2 separate regions of the Homo sapiens genome follow, and region 2 is linked to region 1. A link is a loop called in an ENCODE intact Hi-C map of the cell type or tissue named here. Cell type or tissue: HepG2. All regions are shown on one strand.

Region 1 (5,000 bases):
TTTTCTTAAGGAAGTATAGCTTGCTGTCTGATGTCAGTCACTGGAGTTTTAAATTTTATAGATGACTGTTAAAACAAAAAGATTATAAAACCATGATTCTAGATGATTTTAAAATTGTATGACTTTAAAATTGTATTTCTGAATAGTAATAATAATGCCAATGGGATTTGCAGGGCTGTGGGTATTTTGTGTGGAACCTTGCATATATATATATACATACACAATTTGTGTAACCCAAATCAATGTGCATGCTGCATTTTGACAGCCCACTTTTAAATGATGCCATGAAAGAAATACTGTGCTGGCCAGTGGAAGTGATTTGTTTGCAAGGCTGCCTTCTGGGAACTAAAGTACAGGGCCCAAAGATGACCGTAGGCACGTGTCTTGGAGCTTTGAGGGGCATGTGATAAACTGCGTCTGTGGTGGGTGGTGTGACAGAAGAGAGGAAAGGGGTGGGGCTATAACGAGTTCAGAACAGCCCACCATTGCCATCTCTGTCTGATCCCAGGTGCCAGAAGGTAATTTAGAAAATTTTGTCAATAGCACTTCCAGTGACCAAGATGCACAGGATATTGGTTCTGGGCTCAGGGCACTCTTCAAGGGTGGCACTGTTGGTTGGTCCTAGGCACTAAAGGAAGTCTAGAACATTTCATTAAAGGCACTTCAATGTATAGGGGGCTCAGCTCAACGAGGTGCAGAGATTATAAAGTAATAACTCATTATTTCCATTTTCCAGATAAAATACAATCTCTCAAAGAGTGTTCACTAATCAAGTAGAGATTTCATTGTATACTAAATAGCACTTTCTTCTACTTGTAAGCAGCTGATTACACCCACACAGTATGTTCCTTCTCTGGGTCATCAAATTCTAAAAAGTTGTGACCAATTACTTTTATCCTTTCAAACAGTTTTAATCATCAACAAAGTCTATCCTTTTGAAAGAATTAAATATAATTTCTCCTCATTTGCTGCCTAAAACTTTTGAAAAAAAAATGTCAGAAGGCAGTTGATGAATACTATCTATTCTCTACTTTCAGCAAAATGAGACTTCCAGCAGATGCCTAAGTTTGAAGCCTACTGCTCCTCCACTCCTCATAGCTTTTATGTATTTATACCTTTCCCATAGTATAATCAGTATTGAGAAAAGTCATCCATATCCATATTAGAGATGATCTATAGCATAAATTCACAGTATTATCCAGCAGCTTCTCGAGTCTATTATTCTCATGCATTTGTTTTCAATTGTGTTTTCCTTCTCTGGTTCATGGATTCACTTTTGGAGGTTACTTTCTTTTAAGAAATGCACCTGCACCTTCTCTACCTTTCTGGAAGGCCTATAACGTATAATTCTCAAATATGCCAAAAAATATTTAAAATTATGTACTTTTCAGTAATCAAATTTAGTCAGGCACTGATAAAATGTTTCTGTGTGTGTGTGTGTGTGTGTGTGTGTGTGTGTGTGTATTTCTATATTATTCCTATAGGTCCTCAGAAGAAAAATATGACAAAGATCTGATAAAAATCACATTTTCAAAGATTTTTTTCTTACACAGAAAGTGTTAATAACAGAATTTGCATGTGATTTATCTTCCTGAATAAAAAATAGAATGAAAAGTTTTAGGATGTTAGAACAAATTATTTCCTATTGTTAATTACAGACATTTAATCTATCACCTAGCAAAATGTGCATGCTAAGAAACAGTGTATATTTATTTTACTTTCTATATCTTACATGTTACTGACAACTTTTGTAGAATATCTCTGTAACATATTTTCAGAGACAACCCAGTGAGGACTTTTGCTTGCTATTTGTCTTTGAAATTATGCCTGATCAATCACCAGTTGACCTGAGATATATCACCAATCAATATTAAACATCCATTTTAAGTAATTGATAACAATCAGACTTTTTAAAAATGGTGAAATATGATCATTTAGGCCAGCTTTAATGGGAAGAGAGTAAAAACCGGAAGGAGTTTCTATCTGAAAATAAATGGAATAGAGTCTTGATAATTATGTGGTTACATACCCCACGAAAAAGGCTAATTCCTAATTCCTTAAATATGAAGAAACACCAATTGCAATGAACTTATTATGCCTTCTGCCTTTTATATATTATGCAACGGATGTATTGATCACCATAAGTGCTTACCTACTCAAGGTTCATGTCTTGTCTTACTGAGTTCAAGTAAATATCATTTCAACCGAGATAACAGTCTGCTGGTGGATTTCCAGACTTTAACCTCTCTTTATTTGCAGTTCTTCCTATTTACCACCCTGTTGCAATTCTGCCTATTCAGATTTTACTGTTAAAACATCAGGTTTATCAAGCTGTTTGCCAATGTGAAAATCTTCACTGAGTCACTGTAAGATTAAATGCTAACTTTCTATCCTTCTAACAACAGTTTGCCTTTGAAATTTCAATTCTGAACTCAACATATAAACTTAGCCAAATATACTGGTCATCTGTGGTCTCCTAGACATGCCTTGCTCTTTTCTTCAACCATAGAAATGTGTGTTTACTGCATTCTTGGCCAGCTGAATCATGCTCGCTATTTGAGGCTGAGTTCCACTTTTTCCTTACGAAATACAATGTTCTATTATTGGGGATAAATTTGTGGTTTACAAAGTAATATCACAGATGATCTCAATTCATTTTATGCTCTCATCAAGCTGATATAAATAGATATTTTACAGATAAGCAAACAGGCTCAAATAGGCCTTCTCAAACTTTTTGAATTCATGTTTCTCTCTCTAACACCTATGACACAATTGTGTAATATTTATTGGTGCAACCATTTGCCAATGTTTTATTTATTTATTATTTATCTAAATTATTTTTATTAAATATTCATTCACTAAACACCTGCTTATTAAGATCTTACAATTTGCCAGGCATTTTTCTGGGCAGAGTCTCTGTACCTCAAAGTTTGTTGCTAGTATTTCCAACTAGATGGGCAACTGCTTTATGTCAGGGTTTACAGTTTTGTCTCTTTGACAGGACCCACTTTAGGTGATATGCAATTTACGTTTAAAGAAAGAATAAAGCAAAAATAAACCATTACTTCATTTGGATAATCACATTTTTAAGCAAAAGCTATGCAAACTTGTATTCTAAACTTCTGACACTTTCCTTTAACTATATTACACACAATTTGCTTTATTAACTTTGGTTTCAAAAGTGTACAGTAAATGGGAAAAAAAAAAACCCACCAAACTCTTTCAGGTCTTATCTCCCTAAGTAATTAACCATAGGGTGCCATTACTGTTAAAACTGAAGACAATTTTTGGGGGCCCTAAAATAATTATGCTGAATATTCAGCATCTTTGGGGAAGGCTAATTGAGAAAAAATGAACTACTAAGCTTCTGTGCTGTGCAACTGCAGCTATTAAGATGTGAAACTGTTGTCATTAGAGTCTCGATGAACATTAGTAAAATGAATTTTTGTACAAGCATGTATTCCTGTTACTTAAACACCTTGATTCCAGATACAAAATAAGTTTTGAAATTTAGCTTTGGGATGCACTTTTATCTTTAGGATTCTCTAAGCTCAGCTATAGTGATGTATTTTTCCCAATATAGAACAAAAAAGATGCCTCTGACTGTGCTACTCATAGGAGATCAACAACTTGGTGAACAGAGAAATGTAAATCCTGTCATCTGTTCAGGTGTGAGGAGCAGGACCTTGGCAATGTGCGTCATCAGCCCTGCATTTGAAGATGAAGTCTGTGACCATGCTCTTTCCTCCATGCAAGAGGTTGCTAAAAGAACCAACGTGTGACCTCAGACCTCTCCACAGTGTACACAAGGGGCTTGCTCTTTGGGTAGTGCTTGGGACCACCACTTGCAAGCCTTTGTTGCTTTCAACTTTGTCTGTTTGCTACAGAAAAAGCTTGACCCCTTTTCCTACACTGAGTTAACTTACCTTTGCTGCAAAGCACGGAGGACTAGATACATCACTGTTGTTTCTTCCCCAAAGCTCAAGCTAAAAAAACCTTAGGTAATAAGTTCCACCACAATCTTCCCCCTCTGTGGTTTCTTTCAATACCCAGTGCTTCAGGTTTTCAAGAATCCTATTATATAAGTAACATAATTTGCCATGTTAAACATGTGGTTCATTTTGTGATAGTTCCTCAGAGGCAAATAGGAGAAGTAAAATATGTTCAAAAGCTTGGTTTTTATAAGTGTAAAATAGGGGGCTGAGTGGATTTAGATTTGAATGGACCTCAGGCACAAAACAGAGGTCTCTCTTGATATAAAAGACTATGAAATTTTTGTTCTACTTTTAGGATCTCCTGCTGCATTAGGGACTTCTTTCTTTAAGTGCCCTAGGGTAATGCAGTTAAGTCTAGGAAGGCTCAATAACAGAAATTTCTTCAATTACCATATAAAGGAAGGAGTATCACTTTACCAACTTTGCTCCTCTTAGTGCTAAAGCCTTGCAAGAGGTAGAATTGAGTCTCCCTACTCAATGCAAGTGAAAACGATAGTCTTTCAGGATACTTGTGTTCTAGATTATTTCATAAAAGGATAATCATCATTCCGGGCAGAAGATCCATTAAATCTCTAGTCATATGCATGAAATTATTAGAGGTATATGTATACTGAAAAAATGAATTTAGTGCTGAATTTTCATTTGCCTTTCCTATATATAGTCCTCTGTATTAATGTCAGCAATCAGATTAAAACTGAAAATTTGACTTCCTCTGCTTCCTCTAATAAAATCTCATTTTTAATTCCTTATTAGAGAATTATTTCAGCAATGAAGGATAATCATATTTTAAATAAAAAACTGTCTCTTATCAGAAAGCCTTATTGCTTTAAATCATTCTTAAAGATGCATTTGAATGCCTTGTTCACCAGCGAGAATAGGTACTACAAGGAAATTCAGAAGACCAACAAGTGGGTCGGGCACAGTGGCTCACATCTGTAATCCCAACACTTTGGGAGGCCAAGGCGGATGGATCACCTGAGGTCAGGAGTTCAATACCAGCCTGGC
Region 2 (5,000 bases), 110 kb before region 1:
ACAACCTGAAACAGTCAGCCAACTATATAAAGTGCCTTTCCTGATATCCATCCTCCCCTGGGGTTTTGAATTATTGACATAATAAAGGCCTTTATGGTTTAAGCCAGTATGAGTCAAAGTTTCTGCTACTTATATTTGAAAACATCTTGGACATAGGAATTTTAACACTATCTTATTGGGGCTCCTTAATATCTGGTTTGCAACTCATATTTGTAAATCATAACAGAAATAAATGCACCATGCTAAAAAAGATAAAGAAATAAAATATTTTGCATCCCTCACCCTACTTCCTCCTCTATTCTTGAAATGTAAACATTTTTAACCCTTTCTGTTTTGATAGTCTTTATCATAATTATAAATAATATTTCTAACTTTACTGACTAGTAAATTTAAAATATACATTTTTTCTGATATGAAATATAATTATTATCCTTCTTACACAACTTTAATTTCCCTTTCTGTCACCTATCTCCAGATTTTAATTTATTATATTATTATTTTAGTTCTGTTAGCAGTTACTTTTATAATTTTAACTAAGAAAATTTATTCTCTAGTTTTGATTCAACAAAATTAAGTAGTACACGTTGATTACCCAGTACATTAGATGAAGAAATAGTAACACTTCTCTGGTACCACTTCTCTCCTTTCTTTCCATATCTGCAAACTCTTTTATCAATGTTCAAAACAGGTACATTATTTTTCTGGAATATTTCTTTTCTTTTCTTTTTTTTTTTTTGGACGCAGAATCTTGCTCTGTCACCCAGGCTAGAGTGCAGTGGTGTGACCTCAGCTCACTGCAACCTCCAACTCCCGGGTTCAAGCAATTATCCTGCCTCAGCCTCCCGAGTAGCTGGGATTACAGGTGCCCGCCACCGCGCCCGGCTAATTTTTGTATTTTTAGTAGACATGGGGTTTCACCATCTTAGCCTTTTTCTGAGCAAATCAGAGTAGTGAATTCCTGACACTGTGATCTACCCGCCTCAGCCTCCCAAAGTGCTGGGATCACAGGCATAAGCCACCATACCTGGGCTCTTCTGGAATATTTCTAAATTTGAAAACACTGAAAATCATTATTCCTTTACATTTGAATGATCCAAATGTTGTTCCACAAAGAATTGAATAGGACTGGAATCAGAAACTGAGGCATAATTCTATCCACATAAATCTATGCCACTTAACATGGAATTTCCAGGCATTAAGATCAAATAGATTCCTTTCCATTTCATCACGTCACATCTTAGTTTGTTTCATATTTGAATCATGACATTCTCGTTTTTCTTTTCCTAGAATATCCAATCACTTTTTCATTACCTTCTGGAAATAAGAGAACTACAGGTTCATCTTATTAAGGCTTCTAACTCTCTCAATTTTTTTCTTCCATAAGTCCAAAATGGTATCTTTTAAAAAGCTCTTTTTACTTCTTGGTCTAAATTGGACAGATAAAAGTCTATGTCAGCTGTACATATGTCTTTCTGAGATTGTTTTTCAAATAAAATGTGGGTTACTTTTACTGCTTGGATCTAATATTTTCTTTTTTGTTGGGTTTCTCTTTTATTGTTTTACTGTATCATGATGTTAAGTAAGTGTTTTAAAGATTTGTATAAAACTAAACATTCTGTCTTCGCAAATCTCAAAAATATGCTTCTTTTGTTCTCATATCTGATTTATACTTTTCAGATTCAAATTCTGAGTATTTGCTTTGCTTCATTAGTTTCTAGCAATTAATAACACTCTTAGAAGTCTGATACCAAGGTGAAAATTTTGTGTTTCTAGATATTCTCATTTCTTCTCCAGAGAATTGAATTTTCTCTTTATATTTGAAGGTCTGAAATTTCAGAATAATGTATCTAATTGTAAATTTTTCTTCATATATTCATGTATTCCCTTCTTCATTTATTCTGTAATGGATGTCAGTGTCTATTATATCAGATTTTCTACTGATTTTTTATGTATTTTGACAATCATATTTTTAATTAGCAAGAAATACTTATTTTGGTTCTACATTTTCTCCTCTTTCATAGTAGCCTTGTCTTGTACTATGAATATGATATTCTCTCACCTTTCTCTAAGAATATTAATTGTAATTGGTAATATATTTCTGTTAGGTTCACTGACTTCCTGTAGTTCCTCTAGTCAATTGTTTTGTTTATTTTTTACATCTATCTCTTCCTACTCTTTACCCAAAATAACTTTCCCTCCAATGGGAGGCATAAGAGAGGGCCATGGGACAAGAGTGATTTTCACTGCGACCTGGGCTTTCTCTTATGGAGCATGGGGAAGCATGAGAGAAGACAGGACACCAGCTCAGGGCTCGCGTAATTTACAAAGTTAAGATGAACTTCACTCCAGGGGGAGCAGTTTTGCTGTACTTTAGCCCTCAGTGGAGCTATGGACCTGCATTTATTGGTTTACTTTTCTATGCTGAATCCTACTAGTCCTCTTTCCAAGCCCAACAGCCACATCATATGTCTTCCACGGTCTTTAGAAAGCAGCTTTCTTGTGTCTTAACACAGGTCAGGCCAAGTGCTGCAGCCAGAGCTCTGTAAACTCGGGTAGTGGAGAGGGAAATTGGGAGGATTTACCTTCCTGGTATTTTCTGTATGATACAGACAACCCTCTGATTAGCTCTGCTGATGGCTGCCCTCTAGACAACTCCACTGGGATGATTAGGACCGGCTCACTCTGAACTTAATGCAGTTTCAGAACCTATGGCTCCTATCTCTGCTTACAGCTTTCTCACCTGTAAGTTTCATCTGTGGTTTCCTGTGTCCCATATATCCATTAATAAAATCTTACCTTTTCTGCCTTTCAGGAATTCTCCAAAATATGTTATCTACTGGTGACAGCCACTAGGGTTTTCACGACTGATATGAATTATTTCATGGCAAACAAAAATTTTTATACTTATATCACTGGTGTGTTGAGAGAACCTATAGATAGATACGTGCTCTCAATACATTATTTTACACTGAATGCATATACACCCACACATATACACATATCGATATGCTCACATATATATCTAATAGAACACATGAAGTAGTTTATGCAAAATTTCCTTAGATAATGATAGCATTGGACTGAAATAAGGACAACATTATTCTGATTGAACAATTATGTCAAGGAAAAAATTTTTAATCCTTGTGAGGCACAGTCACTTATTTTATGTATCACTTTAAACAAGGGAACATGCAAATCAAGGTGATGGGATCAAAGTGATGACAAAACATAAACTATGACAGAAAATAGCATGAAAACAGTAATATTAACAGACGTATCCTGCAAAATTTGAGCAAATTTTTGCAAATTACTCAAAAAATTTTGCAAATTACTCAAAAAATTTTGCAAATTACTCAAAAAAAAATTTGAGTAATCCTGCAAAATTTGAGCAAACTTTAATAACATAAAAAAGAGAAAAAAAAACACCAAGCTGTAGAAAGATCATGTTATTCCATACACATAAAGTTCAATCCCAAGAAATATCAAGGTCTTTCTTATATTTTATTTTTCTCATTTAGCAAGAGAAAACCAGGAGTAGTTGCTGATCTGGGTAATGTCGTACAGAAATTCGCATTCATTTTTTTAGTATCACTGGTTGCTATGCACTTTGTCATAAAAGTTTAATATACTGACTGGCAGCAAATAAAAAATTGCAGGGAGCCAATACCATTCCTTCCTCATCTAGAGACTAAAAGCTAGACTAAGCCATCCAATAAAACTCAGAGCTGTTCCTTTAATTTTCTCATGAGTCCCTTCAGATGACTTAAACAAATGGATGTATTTGCACATGATTATGTAAAGTTAGATAGAACCTACATTAGGCCAGTTACAGTGGCTCACACCTATCCTTTCAACATTTTGGGAGACCAAGGTGGGAGGATTACTTGAGCACAGGAGTTCAAGAGCAGCCTGGGCAACATAGTGAGACCCCATCTCTGCAAAAAATAAAAATTAGCTGGGCATGGTGGCACATGTCTGCAACTTCAGTTACTCCAGAGGCTGAGATGGGAGCATTGCTTGAGCCCAGGAGGTCGAGGCTGCAGTGAGTTGTATTCCTACCACTGCACTCCAGCCACAGAGCAAGAATCTGTCTCAAAACAAAAAACGAACAAATAGAAAAACCCTACATTAATTAGTACCTATTCTAAAGCAATTTTCAATTTCACATACTGTTATTATATACCTTAAGTTGCATTATATTTATTTTGTATTCTTATAAAATGAAATATACTGCCTAAAAAATACTTAAGTAAATATATCTAGTAAAATAAAATAGTTGGTGGGGCAGTAGTATCCCATAATTTAAACTGGCACATATAAATAGTTTAGGATTTATTTTTCTAAAATATTTCCTGGCTGGGCACGGGGGCTCACGCCTGTAATCCTAACACTTTGGGAGGCCGAGGCGGATGGTCACCTGAGGCCGGGAGTTCGAGACCAGCATGACCAATATACGATACTCTGTCTCTACTAAAAATACAAAAATTAGCCAGGCGTGGTGACAGGTGCCTGTAATCCCGGCTACTTGGGAGGCTGAGACAGAGGAATCGCTTGAACCCAGGAGGTGGAGGTTGCAGTGAACAGAGATCACACCACTGCACTCCAGCCTGTGCAACAGAGCGAGACTACATCTCAAAAAGAAATAAAATAATAAAATAAAATATTGCCTGTTTAATTGTTGTATTATTTAAATTGTATGTGAAGTGGGCACACCAGGAGCTAGGTTTCATAGTACACCAAAGGCACATTCCTCAGCTCTTCATGATCTTATACAGCCTATTCATTATAGGCAAGATGAGAGTTATAAGAACTGGGAGAATCCTATTCCCACATTCCTTCCTTGACCTATGAAATAAGAACTTTGCCAATTCTGCCATCGTGTTAGGCAAGTACTGGGGAAGAAGCTTCCGCCATTTTCTCCATCCTATGTACTTCCTCGGCCCCACAGGAAGATGGGTGACTTTTCTAATTAGTATCCTGGGGCAAAGGCTACAGCTTGC

Evidence for each region. Hi-C counts contacts between places; a loop is a spot of excess contacts. Peaks named below come from ENCODE experiments on the same cell type or tissue, not always from the same donor. Only the 100,000 strongest peaks of a DNase experiment are listed, where the experiment ranks them.
Region 2: it touches region 1 in a loop (9-fold over the local background); 1 of 110 quality-filtered maps calls a loop at or near these places.

The regions. Positions count from the first base shown.
Region 1 is chr9:74,023,314-74,028,313 of GRCh38, forward strand. No RefSeq gene overlaps it. Among named protein-coding and RNA genes, the nearest start is that of RORB, 470 kb to the right of the region's middle. In HepG2, no CTCF peak of the experiment used is centred here; a DNase peak (open chromatin) is centred at 2,348; H3K4me3 peaks cover 316 bases.
Region 2 is chr9:73,913,838-73,918,837 of GRCh38, forward strand. No RefSeq gene overlaps it. Among named protein-coding and RNA genes, the nearest start is that of RORB, 580 kb to the right of the region's middle. In HepG2, a CTCF peak has its summit at 2,369; a DNase peak (open chromatin) is centred at 2,344.